Linked DNA regions of Mus musculus: region 2 is linked to region 1. The links are chromatin contacts, found by Hi-C or POLR2A ChIA-PET in ENCODE. All regions are on one chromosome and are shown on one strand. The core of a region is the stretch at or near the end of the contact, and the rest is flanking DNA. Distances in the headings are between cores, read along the strand shown.

Region 1 (6,990 bases), core at 3,553-6,052:
GTCGGAGCCCTGTGCCTCCCGGTGCAGGAGGCTATCTGAATTCTATGCATTCGCTGGTCAACAGTGTCCCATATGAGCCCCAGTCACCCCCTCCTTTCTCCAAGCCTCCCCAAGGCGCCTATGGGTTGCCTCCGGCCTCCTACCCTGCTCCCCTGCCCAGCTGCGCTCCCCCACCTCCCCCACAGAAACGCTACACAGCGGCGGGGTCAGGCGCAGGGGGCACCCCTGACTACGACCCGCATGCTCACGGCCTGCAGGGCAATGGCAGCTATGGGACCCCACACTTACAGGGAAGCCCCGTCTTCGTAGGGGGCAGCTATGTGGAGCCCATGAGCAACTCTGGGCCACTCTTTGGCCTAACTCACCTCCCCCACACCACCTCGGCTGCCATGGACTACGGGGGCACTGGGCCGCTGGGCAGCGGACACCACCATGGGCCGGGGCCTGGGGAGCCACACCCCACCTACACGGACCTTACTGCCCACCATCCTTCTCAGGGAAGAATTCAGGAAGCGCCCAAGCTCACCCACCTGTGATGATGGGCCCAGGGCTGTGAGCCAGGAGAGTTGCCCACCCGACCTTCTTTGGTTACTTTTTCCTTTTTTTGTTTTGTTCTATGTTCTTGCCTTTCCCTTTTCTCCTCTGCACCCCTCCCTCATTTTGTTTTCTTTGGTAATGCGTTTTTATAGTTTATGTGACGTAGCAATCTTGGTTGCTGGAAAGGCTGTCAGTATCAGTAGCAACATTTACCACCACCCCTCCTCGCCCTGGCCTCTGGCCCTGCATCCTTTTCCTTCTCTACTCTTTGATAAGAAACAGGGTATATGAACAAACTTTCTAGTCGAGTTTTCAATGTGAATTTGTTCATACTTTATGGCTCCCGAGAGGAAGCAACTGCGTTTTTTTTTTTTAAGTTTTAGTTTTTAAAATTGCACTTCTTGTACTGATCGAGAAAAAGAAATCAAAGGCGCTTTGAAACAGGGACTCCCTGTGCAAAGATGACTACGTGTACGTCTTTCCGTGTGTGTGTGCTTGTGAACAGTCAGATTTATTTATATTTTTTGCAAGCATTGAATAGTCTAAGTTTTAAATATTATTTATCCCCATCCGTTCGTATTTATATTAAAGAAATTCTGTACCCTGATTGTTCAGAAGGTTTCTTGAGCCTTTTGTTCAATGGTGTATTGGCATACATATAAAATTTATTTGAAAGGGAAATAAAATTCCTTTATTAAAAACCGTAGCAATGCAATAAGAACAGAGAGGACCCAGAGTTTGAAAATAGTGGTTTAGGTTTGTAACATCTGGCCAAACTGAACGCTAAAAATGCTAGATTTGTTTTGAGAGTTTTACATTCCTTGCTGCTCACATTCTGAGAAACAAAACAAAAAAAATAAAGTTTTTATTCTGATTACGATCCGTGTCAAAGGGGGTTCTTTGGCTGGACACGGGTCTCTGCGTGGAGTTCTGGCAGAAGCGAACTGTCAGCGGCTGCGGCAGCACCGCGACTCTGGCGTGAGGCCTGGTCCAGCGTCTGCCTTGGAAGCTCGGCGAGTTCTGGGGATAGAGGCCGCGGTTTCAAGTGGCTGCCGCAGCTCGGGAAATGCCAGGCTCCCGGCCCGCTGAGCTGCCTGGTTCCCAGCTGCCGCCCAAGCAGGGCGCCAGGCTGCTAAGTGCAGAGCGGCCTGGCAGAAACAAAGGCGGCCGGCCTCGGGCTCAGCGGGGGGCGCACAGGTGCGGGACGCCGACACCAAGAACCCGGGGCTCCTCTCCATTCCCCCGCACCGAAAGCCCATCGGCCAAGGCCTCAACCTTGGAACCGCACAAGGTCTTAAGCTCTTCCCACAAGCTATCGAATTCCAGGTCTCCACTGAGGATGCTTCGCGGTTCATTATCACGCCTAAAGAAGATGGGGGGGACGGGACTCTTCTAAATTCACCTCAAAAGGGACCTACTCTCCCTTAGGTCTCCAGAAAAAGGACTGAGCTTCATAGTCCTCCAGGTCTTCCTTGTATTGGAAGGAATCCCTTCCATGAATCTCAGCATCAAATTCCTCCCGGAATTCAGCATCTGCCATTCTGTGGATTTATTTCCTCTCTTTTTATGGCCCCAGGGGGAGGAGGAGAGAGAAAGGAGATTGGTATCTTTCTAATAAAAATGCAATTGTACAAGTACTTCTTTCATTTGCTGCTACACAAGCTTAATATTACATTTCCACGTTTGGATTTAAGATAGGATGCCCGCTGACTGGCTGGCAGAGTAAAAGGCAGATACGGGAAAAGGGAAATATTTCCATCTCCAAAGTAAAGAATTACAGATCCATGAAGGCAAATTCAGAAAAAGCAAGCTTCACAGCTGCATCCCATCACTAACCCCTCAGAGGTGGAAGTGAACGACCTGCGTGTGGAGATTGGGGGCATCTGAACCCACATTCTCTCTGGATTGTATCTTTCAGAGGCAGAAGTGGAAAATGTCGCCATTTTGTTTGCAATCTCGAATATCCATCATCATGGCCTCTACCCACCCACACCCCAGGCACCCTAAGAAAATCCTTAAAAGCAAGAGCTGGCGTCATTTCTGGGTACCTGCTGAGTCCCAGAGAGCAGCGTTTAGGAGCCCTTTTCACGGTTTAGGAAAATCTTGAGGATACAAAAGCAGGCTGCCGCAGAACGCTGGGAGTCTCACGCCAAAGGAGCTTTCCCCACGTCGTCGTCTACCCTCCTGCTCTTGATTCGTCCTGCTCTTGATCCGTGCTCTCTTTTGGCCTGTAGGGAAGTTGGATTTGCTCTCCCCACCCCATCTCCTTAGGATGCACACATCAGAAATGCAAAGGCTGGAAAACCAGTCTTTGAGGAACTGGAGCCTTTGGGGTTATTGAAACCGTGCAGATAACACTAGTCTTTTTATGTAAGCATTTTAAAAAACATGCACAAAATTACCTGAGAAAATAAGGGACAGCATCAAGGGGAAGAGGTGTGTGTGGGGTCTCCCCCTGAAAACCTTCCAGAGATAATCAGCATTTGAACCTATGCCTACAAACCTTCCCTTTGGCTTCCTCCTTGCCTCAGGGCAGAGATTGTACCACAGAGCCTCTCCTTCTCTTGCCAGTCAAGGCATTCATTTTGGCTTTCAAAGAAAAAATAAATTCACCTCACGCTCAGCTTCCTGGATATTAAAAAAGAAATAGTTATTAAAATATCTCCAGAATTAAAGTAATAGATTGGGGAAAGATCTGAATGCTGGAGCAGTCTCAGAAAAGGGTTTTCTTCCAGATGGCTTTTGAATTAAGGCAGCTGAGGAAGGCAAAAAGCTTTTTCACCCACGCAGCCTGACAAAGCCCAATGCTGTGGGCAGCCCTGCTTTCTAACTTTCCTCTGTCTCTCAATGCTTTCTGGTAAAAGCAAATGCCCAAAGCCACCACCCTTCCATCTGCAAAGCACCTTCCCTGAAAGCAGCCTTAGAGCCCTCTCTACGGCCAAACCCCGATCTTTAAAAAGACAAAATTTCCCTGTTTACTTGCGTTTCCTGCCCTCCTCTTTGCTGGGCCACATTTGAGCTTGGAAAAAGCTTGAAGCTGAGATGTGTTCTTAAGGGCCAGAAGCTGTCAGGGCTTTTGGTGAGCAAGATTGATCACACCCAGACTTCCTTCAGAGCTTTGTTTGGAATAAAAGCAAGAAAACTGGAAAAACCCTTACATTTTCCAAAATAGCATCTCTATCTGCAAGGTAATGCTCAGAGCTGGTCAAGGCTGGAGACCACTTTAGAGCCAAACCCCCTAACTGCTAGCTAGCCTCAGAGATGGAGTTCTGCCCTTGCTCCTTGGTCAGCCTTTCTTGTTTTCTGCATAGTATTTTCTCCCCCACCAACCTTTCTCTCCTTGGCCATCAGAATGATTTATTTTCCTGCCACTGATGCCTGCCGGCCTGGGGCATTCTGATCACTTGGTCCATTTCAAAGGAAAAAAAAAAAAAAAACCAACCCCAGAATCTCCATCCATCCTTAGGGTTTGAGGGAGAGAAGGTACCTTCATTAGATCTCTCTCTCTCTCTCTCTCTCTCTCTCTCTCTCTCTCTCTTCTGGTATGGTGATTTTTTTATTTTAAGTTCTTGCTTGGTATCTAAAGGTGTTGTCTTTTGAATCCTTCAGCCCTGTCCAGCACTCAGTCCGAAGTCCTGCCTCAGAACTGGAGGAAAGAGAATGAAAGGAGAAGTAGAAGGATATAACTCCTCCTTGAGATGCCCTCTCCTCTGCAGTGCTGTTCCCACAACATAACCAGGGTGCGATTCTCCCTGGTGCCCAAGAGCAGGATGGTGTGGGAGGCAATTCAGGCTGCCAAGAAATACTCGCTTCATCTGAACCAACCAGTCCCCAACCAGAGTGACAAGGACTCGAAGAAGAGTAGGAGGGAAAGAGGGACCAAGAAACAAGAGTCCTTTCCCTCCCTGCTGACAAGTTCCAGCACTCTTCCTGGAAGTCGGAAATACTCACCGCACCCGAGCCCTACGGGTATGAAACCCAGAGTGCCAGGAGCCGCACGAGCCTGCTCGGGACGGCATTGTTTTGGCTGGCCGCCGCCCAGGCTACGGGGATTTGGACACAAGGACCTGGGGCTGCTGTCTCTCTTGGCACATGCATCTATCTTTCTCCAGCCACTCCTGAGAAGTTGATGGCGAAGGAAGATCAGCAGGCTTCGAGAGCCGCCTCTCGTTTTCCGCTGCCCGCAGGAGTCAGATGCAAAGCTGCCGTGGAAAAGCCGGCTAACAATGGGCCAGGGGCGCAGGTCCCGGGCTGGACATTAAGAGGAGGCGAGAGGCTGGGGGGGAGGAGAAGGGGACAGGATAGAGTGGGGTGGGGGAAGGAGAGAGGAAAAAAGGAAAGGAGAAAGGAGAGGAGAGAGGGAGGGAGCGAGGAGAGAGAGGGAGAGAGAGAGGGAGAGAGAGAGAGAGAAGAATGAATATGAATCGGTTCTGAGAACTGATTTTGGAAAAAGAGGAGGAAGAGGAAAGGTGAACCCCAATATTCATTCTCTCTCTCTCTCTCTCTCTCTCTCTCTCTCTCTCTCTCTCTCTCCCTCTCTCCCTCTCTCCCTCTCTCCTCTCTCTCTCCCACTCTGCTCCTTTCTCTTGCCTTAGCAGAACTTATGTGGCTGAGATGCAGGGCCCTGGGGTGTCAAAACTTTGAAGATTAATGGATTACTTTGTTAATGACTGCAGGCGTCAGGCTGAGGTGCTTAAATGATTTGTGAGGTGCGAGGCGTCTTCCCGACAGTCCCAAACAATGCGCGGAGTGTGCGGGGGAGGCAGAGGGCAGCCACTGGCGGGACGGCAGCAGGGCTCACACGCACACACTCACACACACACTCCAGGGAGCACACTAGATCCTTGCAGATCAGGAGGCAAACAGGCACTCTCGCCCCCCACGCACTCCCGGGGCATTGCCATCCACACCCACATATATGTATTTTTGCCCTGAAAAAAAGTGTAAATAAAGCCTCGATGGCCCCCAATGAGGCGTTCCTTTCTGACTTTTTTGGATCAATCAAACAGACAGTGGCTTCTTTTGATTAAAGCCCAAATTGTCATTGGGCAGAAGCAATCATGTGACAGCCAATTCGGTCCAATTTCAACCTTGTCTCCATGAATTCAATAGTTTAATAGTAGCGCGGTCCCCATACGGCTGTAATCAGTGAATTAGAAAAAAAACACCCCAGCAGCGATCTTCTATGATAGATTTTTTTTTCCTTCGCGCTCGCCTTTTTCCTGGGCCTTGCCCCCCCAAAGCCCCTCCAAAAGAGGGAACTTTTCCTCCGAGGGGGCTCCAAGGAGAAGGCCATGAATTACGAATTTGAGCGAGAGATTGGTTTTATCAATAGCCAGCCGTCGCTCGCTGAGTGCCTGACATCTTTTCCCCCTGTCGCTGATACATTTCAAAGTTCATCAATCAAGACCTCGACGCTTTCACACTCGACACTGATTCCTCCTCCTTTTGAGCAGACCATTCCCAGCCTGAACCCGGGCAGTCACCCTCGCCACGGCGCTGGCGTTGGCGGCCGCCCCAAGTCGAGCCCCGCGGGCAGTCGCGGCAGCCCGGTGCCTGCCGGCGCCCTGCAGCCGCCTGAGTATCCCTGGATGAAGGAGAAGAAGGCGGCCAAGAAAACCGCGCTGCCGCCCGCCGCCGCCTCCACGGGCCCTGCCTGCCTCGGCCACAAAGGTCAGTCCGGAGACTTGGCCCCAGGTCTCGGGGACCCTTGTCCCCCTCCGGGCTTCCCTAGGAGCGGTTGTGGGGGAGGGGACCATGAGCTTCGAGGGAAGGGGGAGAGAGAGAGATGCCTGGTGGCGGGTCTCATGCCCCTGTGGTCTCAGGAGTGGGTTTGGTGGAGGGGAAAATAGATCCCGAGTCCCACAATGAGACATATATATTTTGAGGAGGGGGGGCACTTTCCCTAACTTGTGTAATGTAGGATGATTTATTTGAGTTGGAACTGACCTCCTCTTGTCTAGTTGTCCTAGAGTTTGGCTTTTTGACAGTAATGAAGAGTGATAGACCGCTCTTGCTCAGCTAAGCAGCTGATGCATTAATTATAAATTGTGTTGTAGCTAATATAAAGTTTGCTCCCGGATGAAGAGGTTGGGGGAAGCCACAGGCAGGAATTTGATGGAGGTGGAAGAGACTGGGCTTCCCCGGGCTGGGCTCCCAGGAAGGGCAGCACAATAGCTGCACTGCATCCAGGGGCGGCCATTTTGTTGCAGTTGATCTTTTCTGCTGTATTTATGCTCCAATGGAATAACCCTGCTCGGACCCTTCCACCTTCAACTGTATGTGTGTCTCTTGTTGGTTTCCCTTTCTGCAGAATCCCTGGAAATAGCTGATGGCAGCGGCGGGGGATCCAGGCGTCTGAGAACCGCGTACACCAACACTCAGCTTTTGGAGCTGGAAAAGGAATTTCATTTCAACAAGTACCTTTGCAGACCCCGCAGGGTGGAAATCGCC
Region 2 (7,200 bases), core at 500-2,999, 80 kb before region 1:
CCAGAGCAATACATGATTAAATTTGTTATTGAGTCAGTTACAGTCAGCTCAGCAATAAATAAATAAATCGATGTTGACACTTAAATACCAAAGATCTTAGCGTTTATACTCTAAATCTCCCCAAGATATGTAAATACCTTTAACTATTTCCTGAATGAGGAAAGGGAAAAAGGTTTTCATTTTTCACTTTTGACTGTTGTGACACCCTAGCACCTTCCAAGAAGGGAGTTGTGGTGAGACCCCTGGTCTGGAGCCCCATCTCTGCTCAATTTGCCTAGCTGTCCTGCGCCCTCTTTTTTCTCTTTCATTTTCCCCTAAGTACATCTTTGGTCTTGCAGAATGGCAGTCGTTATTTTATCTTCTTAATCCCCATTTCCTCCTCGGGAGAAAGCTAAATGCAACTTAGCAGCCAAGGCCTCTTTAGAATTATCTATCTGTACAGCAAGCCTTGCCCTTTTGAGGCATCTCTGTGGCCCAAGGTGCAGGCAGGCAGGAGAGCATCTCTCTTTTCTTTGGCATTGTGCTTCTCCTGTGGGCTAAAGAACAAGAATGATGGGAGCTGTCTCAATTTCTGCCTTGAATATCCTTTGCTTTCACTCTTAGGTTTTGCAAGAAAGAAGAGACTCTTTTCTTAGCCAGGACTCCTTGGGCCAGTACTCCCTCTTTGCCACCCTCCTTTTCCCTCACAGCTCTGAAGCCCTGCAAGCAGCCTGGTGCCCCCCCCCACCCCCACCCCAAGGTGCAGCATACCCAGGAGAAGGCTCCTCAGCGCCTCTAAAACAGCCCAAGGTTCGCCTCAATTGCATGGTTTCCCGATTCGTCAGCTTCAGCAGACCAGGCAGCTTGCGGACCGGTGAGCAGAAGTGCCTCTGGCTCTGAGGAGTCACTCCGAACCCCTACAGGCAGCGAGGAGAAGGGGTTCCTTCAAGGACAGGGTGTGGGGTAAGGAAGTAAGCAGAAAGATACAGGGAAGGTGGAACCCGGGTAAGACGAAGGCCCTTCCGGACAGCGCGGATTATTGACAAACCGCGGAGGGAAGCCGCTTTGCCTGTTGGCGGTTTGGGGACGGAAGGCACTAAAGCGCTTCGGAAGTGACCGTGAATGAGAGCGTGTAATCAAGTCACCGTGCAAATCGGACAAGCCACGAGGCCGGCACATCCGTGCCGGCGAAGCCTGGCCCCAAATGGGGTCCAGCCAGGGTCTGAGGCTGGGGGGCTTCCCAGAGCAAACCTGTGGGAGGGGGGCTGCGAAGAAGGTGCTGAACGTAAGCCTTCGGATAACAGACTCCGGGACCTGAAGCTATACAATTCCGGGCTTTCACCTGGCCACCCCCAGCCCAGAGAGTATCCCTCACCCACCGGGGAGTGGGGGGAGGCGTCAGGAGTTGCGCTCTCTTGCCGCCCTCAGAGCACTCGTGGACCAGGACCATGTAGCTGAGCAAAGGAGAGCTGCCCGGGGGCGCACCCCAGCCTTTCTGCGCGCGGGGAGGCCCCCCAGCCAACATGAGTTACACCGGCGATTACGTGCTTTCGGTGAGAACACCGAGTGACGATCTGTTGCTTCCCCTGAGGTGGCTACAAAGAAAGGAAGCCGAGGAGGGAGGGGAGGGGAAAAAAGGAAAGGGAGGGGGGTTAAAAAAAAAAAAAAGCCGGGACTAGCTCGCGGCTTGTCAATTTCAACATCGGGTCACATGACCAGCACCTCCCTGCTAAGGATGGGGATAGATTTCCACGTCAGCTTACGTCTCCAAATTTCTACTTCACGGATCCGCTTCAAAGAGGCAGCTGCAGTGGAGAATCATGTTAAGCTCGGCTACTGCGGAGAGCCCAAGGTAGCCCAATGATGGATTTTGATGAGCGTGGTCCCTGCTCCTCTAACATGTATTTGCCAAGTTGTACTTACTACGTCTCGGGTCCAGATTTCTCCAGCCTCCCTTCTTTTTTGCCCCAGACCCCGTCTTCGCGCCCAATGACATACTCCTACTCCTCCAACCTGCCCCAGGTCCAACCCGTGCGCGAAGTGACCTTCAGAGAGTACGCCATTGAGCCCGCCACTAAATGGCACCCCCGCGGCAATCTGGCCCACTGCTACTCCGCGGAGGAGCTCGTGCACAGAGACTGTCTGCAGGCGCCCAGCGCGGCCGGCGTGCCTGGCGACGTGCTGGCCAAGAGCTCGGCCAACGTCTACCACCACCCCACCCCCGCCGTCTCGTCCAATTTCTATAGCACGGTGGGCAGGAACGGCGTTCTGCCACAGGCTTTCGACCAGTTTTTCGAGACGGCTTACGGCACCCCGGAAAACCTCGCTTCCTCCGACTACCCCGGGGACAAGAACGCCGAGAAGGGGCCCCAAGCAGCAGCTGCGACCTCCGCTGCGGCGGTGGCGGCGGCGGCCACGGGCGCGCCGGCAACTTCAAGTTCGGACGGCGGCGGTGGCGGCGGCTGTCAGGAGGCGGCGGCGGAGGAGAAGGAGCGACGGCGGCGACCCGAGAGCAGCAGCAGCCCCGAGTCGTCTTCCGGCCACACTGAGGACAAGGCCGGTGGCTCCGGTGCGTATAAAGGCAGCGCCCAGCGCTTTATGAAAGGGGAGTTGGGAATCTAGCGCAGCACCGCTGTTAAATTTTTATATGCTGTTTTATAAGCATATAAGGTTTATGAAGGGCCTTTAGGTTTCCCCCAACAAAACTTTGTTATAAAAGGAGGGATCACGTGGCGAGTGCTGAAATTGGCCGTGAAATACCCACCGGCCAAAGCATGCCTGCAGAAAAAAAAAAAAATACAACTCCCCTTTTTCCTTTTTTCCCTTCTCAGCTCCCAAACTCAACAGCACGATCCCCGCTAGAGACCAGCTCCAGGCTGGGGAGCCGGAGGTGGGCGCCTGTAAATTCCCCCTACAAGGGCTTCAGGAGCCTTTGATAGCGGGGTAATCCGGAGATTTTTATAAAAGCCATGTGTTGCGGCGGGACTCCAGTCCCGGCTGGGATTCAAAGGCATCGGCTGTTTAATGATGGCGCTAAGAGCGCATTTAACAGATAAAGTAGCCCACTTAGCTCAAGCAATATATTAAAAGAAACAAATTAACTTAAATTTGGCCTTTTTGTCCAAAGGAAGCCATTTTCCTCTGGTCCGGTTGCAATTACATGCTGCCTTCTGTTATTCACAATTGTTTTTAAATCAGTCAAAAGTTGTGTGTGTGTGTGTGTGTGTGTGTGTGTGTGTGTGTGTGTGTGTGTGTGTGTGTTTCTTAAAGGTGAGGGTGAACAAATGGATCCTGCCTGAGGCTTAAGGTAGCCTCTCTTTCCTCTACCCTTCCTAAACTAGCATCCCTACCCTGCTGAGGGCCCTCTGGCAGTATGCTGACGGTGTGTACTGAGTGAAGGCCTGGGTAGGGGTTTCCTCTGCCACCTCCCACCTCGAGAGAGCTGGGAGGCTGGCGGAAGAGGCAAGAACTGATCAGAAGTCAGGCTGACAAAGACCCCTCAGCCGCCCCAGATGTTAAGGAGGGCTAAATCATGGCGGCAAGCAGGAAAGCCTGGGGCCAGGATGCATGCCTTTACTGCCTCGGGAACAGGCGGCCCAGGTGCTGAAGGTGAAATGTCCTCGGGCGGCTGTTTGTTTAGTCTGGCGGGGCAAGGAGCAGCCCGCAACCCCCACTTGCCTCCGTTCAAAGCAGTTCAACCAGCGCAAACTCGCCTGTTGCTGTGAGGAGCCTTCCTTTCAGCTCAAGGGGCAGCCTGAGTCCTTTCCCTGGGGGCCTATCTAGTGAGCTGGCTTTTATCTGAAGCCGGCTCCAGACTGCAACTTGTCCCTGACCAGCAATAGAAGCCTGAAGGCAGGGGCCTGGAAAGACTTTGAAAGGGCCTGGATTGGGCCTCCAGACCCTGTGGCCAGACCTTCTCCAATGGGGGTCCTGGGAGAGGGTTGCACCCCTATCGCCCTCTCACTCTTTGCCTCTCTCCTTCCTTAGGTGGCCAACGCACCCGCAAAAAGCGCTGCCCTTATACCAAATACCAGATCCGAGAGCTGGAGCGAGAGTTCTTCTTCAGCGTCTACATCAACAAAGAGAAGCGTCTGCAACTGTCCCGCATGCTCAACCTCACCGACCGTCAAGTCAAAATCTGGTTTCAGAACAGAAGAATGAAGGAAAAAAAGATTAACAGAGACCGGTTACAGTACTACTCAGCTAATCCACTTCTCTAAGGCTCCAGCCTACTGGAATTGGGAGGGGGGCTTCATACATGTGAAATAATATGCAGATTTTGCCCTTGACAAGGTCAAGCCACATTGCGACTTGGAAAAGGGGGGTGATATAGGAGAGAGGAGAGGTTTCCTTATCAGAGATTCGTCCAATAGGAAGGGGGCCTGAAACTCTCTTGGTTCAGATCTCCGTGGTTAAGCTTCCTATTAGTAATTGAATTCTAAGGGTTGTGAATCAACAGAATGAATGGTTTGGGACCCCTGGTGGTTCACTCTTAGAGCCTGCAAAAGCTTTGAGCTGGGTGTGGTCACTGGAGATTGGGCCCCCTGCCAAACCCTAAGGAGGCCACCCGCTCAAGACCCTCTGCACAGAGCCTGCCCACCCCCAGGTCTCCCAAGTCAAGAAACTGTGTGCCCCAAGCCTAGTTCAGCTTGGGGATAGGAGCAGGAGGAAAGGGGATGACTCCTAGAGATTCAGGCTGGGGTTGCTTTCCAAAAGTAATGTGAAAGACAGTTAACCAAAAGGTGGCTGTGAAAAGGGAGAGAGAGTGGGAGGGGGGTGTCCTGGAGGAAGGAGAAACCTATCCAGATGTCATTAATATCATCCCACCACTGATCTGCACCCAAACCTGAGCTCCTAGCAGCCACCTTCTGCAGCCTACCTGGGTTTTCTACCTCCCAATGGTGGTGATGGGTCTTCCATCTCAGAGCTGACTATTCCTAGGGTAGAAGACATTGAAAACTCCAGAGGCTGTGCTGGTTCCTGGCCCCTCAATCTCTACAGGAAATGCCTGCGGAGGGCTACAGTTTGGCAAACTCTTCACCACATTAAGGAAACTTGGATTTGGTGTCTGTCAGGCAGCAGAGCAGCAGGCCTGGCCAGTGGGTCCTTGGCCTTTGGCTGTGAGGGGCTGAAGTTCCCCCCCCCCTCCCAAATCCCTCATTCCTACCCTGCACTCTGTGCTCATCAACTCAGAACTGAGCTTGGAAGCTTCTGGCAATCTTCTAAGAGCCGGAGAGTGATTTGGAGCTATTTTAAAAGATAAATATTATATTATATATATATATTTCCCCGAAGGAACCAAAGCGAATTTTAAGAAGCAATGTAGAGGGGGGGGTGGGGATAATAAAAATATTTAAAGGCTCTATCTGTTTACAGTGTTCCAAGGTTAAACTCGCTCACTGCTAAAATATTTGAATGTATGCTTCATACAGGGATGGTGTTCAAAAGACTGTAAATAAAGAAACCATAACCTACTGTGTTTCAATACTCCTTTCCCTATCCCCATTAGCTGACTTATTTGAGGGTGCTGGGGAGAGTGGTCTGGGGATGGTCTTTTAATCTCTTACAACACTGTGACATTTGGAAAGGGCTGGCATACTGAGAGCCAGACTACTAAGACCTGAGAATGTCCTCTGGGGAGCCAGGCGCTCTCCAAATGAATCTCTTCTGCCTCCCTGCCTTAAGAAATCCCTGGTGGTTCTGTCTGTAGTGAGCGCCTTTGGCCGGCCCTTACTCAACATACATTTCCTATACATTTTAACACAGAGAGAGACAATGGGGCATACCAAGAATAAAAAGGGTAGACATTTGAGTATCGAGTCCTGGTGTGACATTTCTCTCTCCCTGTTCCGCTTTTTCCTGCCAAATGTCTCCCCTCAGCTAGCATCCTTTTAGCAGTAAAAGGGGTGAGTTACCACGCCCCCGAGAGGTGATGGAATCAGGATTGAGCTGCAATTGAAGCTAAGCATAGGAAGCCTGAGGCTATACGTCCTTGTGGAAGGCAGCATATTAGGGATGGGATATGTCAGGGCCTATGGTGTGAGACCTCTCTCCAACTGACCTTAGCTCCGGAGAAGGCCTTGTGGGTAACTGCAATAGCCAATGGCCTAACCCAGGCTAATCTTGCTCACCTCAGGACTGAATAAAAACCCTCTGGGTGTACCTTGTGAGTCCTTTCAGCATGAGAGATCTGGCTCTAGGTACCAAGGCAGAGCTAGGAGTCTCTCGGGAACCTCTAAGAGTGCTTCCTCTCCAGCTTCCTCTCGGTCCCCTTGGGCAAGGAAAGATACGGACTCGGTCTTTGTTTGCTGCCTTTGAACTTCTGCCTTAAATTTGGACATCACCCATAACCTTGAGGGGCAGGGCAGAAAGGACAGAGCCTTTTGTTGCCCACCCCACCCTCTTTCAGCCACCCAGGCAGACCCAAAGCAGCAAAGAGGGTCTCATTTGGAAAGAGACCCTAGGCTCCAAGAGCCTGCCCTGTTTATTTGTTTGTGTGTTTGTCTAGCTGGCGCGACAGGGGTGGAGAAAGCGAGCTTTCTGAAAGGGGAGAGGGACAGACCCTCTAGATGAATGTCTTTGGTTGATCGACAGACACACTGAGAAGCACAAGGGCCCTCCTGGGGGGCGAAAGGGGGCGGGCAGGGAAGCTCGGTTTAGGAAAAGACTTCCTTTGGGATGGTTAAAGATTAACCAAAGTCTCTCAAGTTGCCAGAGTGAGTCTAGCCAGGAGAACTGCTTGCAGGCAGGCGGCGGGCGGGCGCGGGTTTGATTTCTGAGCCCTATAAAAGCCCCATCCTCCGATGGCTGTGACAATGTGGTCGTAAACCCGTCCAGGGCCGGCCAATTTGCATATTTGGAATGCGCCGCTATAAACCCGGCTGGGGTTTTGCAGCAATTTCTTAGATGTAAAAATGAGATCTCAATAGCAGCGGGTTGGGCACATTCTCTTGCTCTTTCTCTGCCCGGCCAGCTTCCTTTTCTGGGCCGCAGGCTGGATCTCCAGCCTCGCCTAGGCTCGCAGCCGCCACGAGATGGCGCACTCCCGATCAATGTCAAAGCCGCCAGGGAGCCCGGAACCCCAGCGAGATTCTTGGCCTTTGTTCGCTTCTGATACTAAGAGCAGCACGGTACGTTATTTCACTTGTCCGGCACCCCTTCGTATTCAAAAAGAGGGGGGGCCCCCGCGCTCAAGAAGTGATTGAGGCTGAAATTTAAAGC

The links. Hi-C counts contacts between places; a loop is a spot of excess contacts on that map. ChIA-PET counts read pairs that join two places held with the same protein, here RNA polymerase II (POLR2A).
Region 2: a loop to region 1 is called in a map of mouse embryonic stem cell, with 3 times the contacts of the local background. The contact joins the promoter of Hoxa11 here to the promoter of Hoxaas2 in region 1. A Hi-C loop is called at or near these places in 2 of 37 maps with a recorded cell type or tissue (left cerebral cortex and mouse embryonic stem cell). POLR2A ChIA-PET finds 5 or more read pairs at or near these places in 1 of 5 experiments (Patski).

What each region holds. Positions count from the first base shown.
Region 1 is chr6:52,163,486-52,170,475 of GRCm38, reverse strand. Hoxaas2 (Hoxa cluster antisense RNA 2) reads right to left here and starts at 4,802. Exons shown (of 3, transcript NR_131182.1): 1 at 4,489-4,802; 2 at 2,586-2,765; 3 at 1,025-2,097. It overlaps Hoxa2 (homeobox A2), which reads left to right and starts at 5,645. Exons shown (of 2, transcript NM_010451.2): 1 at 5,645-6,210; 2 at 6,851-6,990. The coding sequence starts at 5,832. Hoxa3 (homeobox A3) reads left to right here. Exons shown (of 5, transcript NM_010452.3): 5 at 1-1,414. The coding sequence ends at 536.
Region 2 is chr6:52,240,359-52,247,558 of GRCm38, reverse strand. Hoxa11 (homeobox A11) reads left to right here and starts at 1,749. Exons shown (of 2, transcript NM_010450.3): 1 at 1,749-2,548; 2 at 3,967-5,454. The coding sequence starts at 1,840. The coding sequence ends at 4,199. Hoxa11os (homeobox A11, opposite strand) reads right to left here and starts at 2,316. Exons shown (of 5, transcript NR_015348.1): 1 at 1,743-2,316; 2 at 1,359-1,574; 3 at 1,028-1,244; 4 at 751-896. It overlaps LOC115490410 (a long non-coding RNA gene), which reads right to left and starts at 4,324. Exons shown (of 2, transcript XR_003956437.1): 1 at 4,238-4,324; 2 at 3,046-4,117. It also overlaps a transcript of Hoxa10 not described here.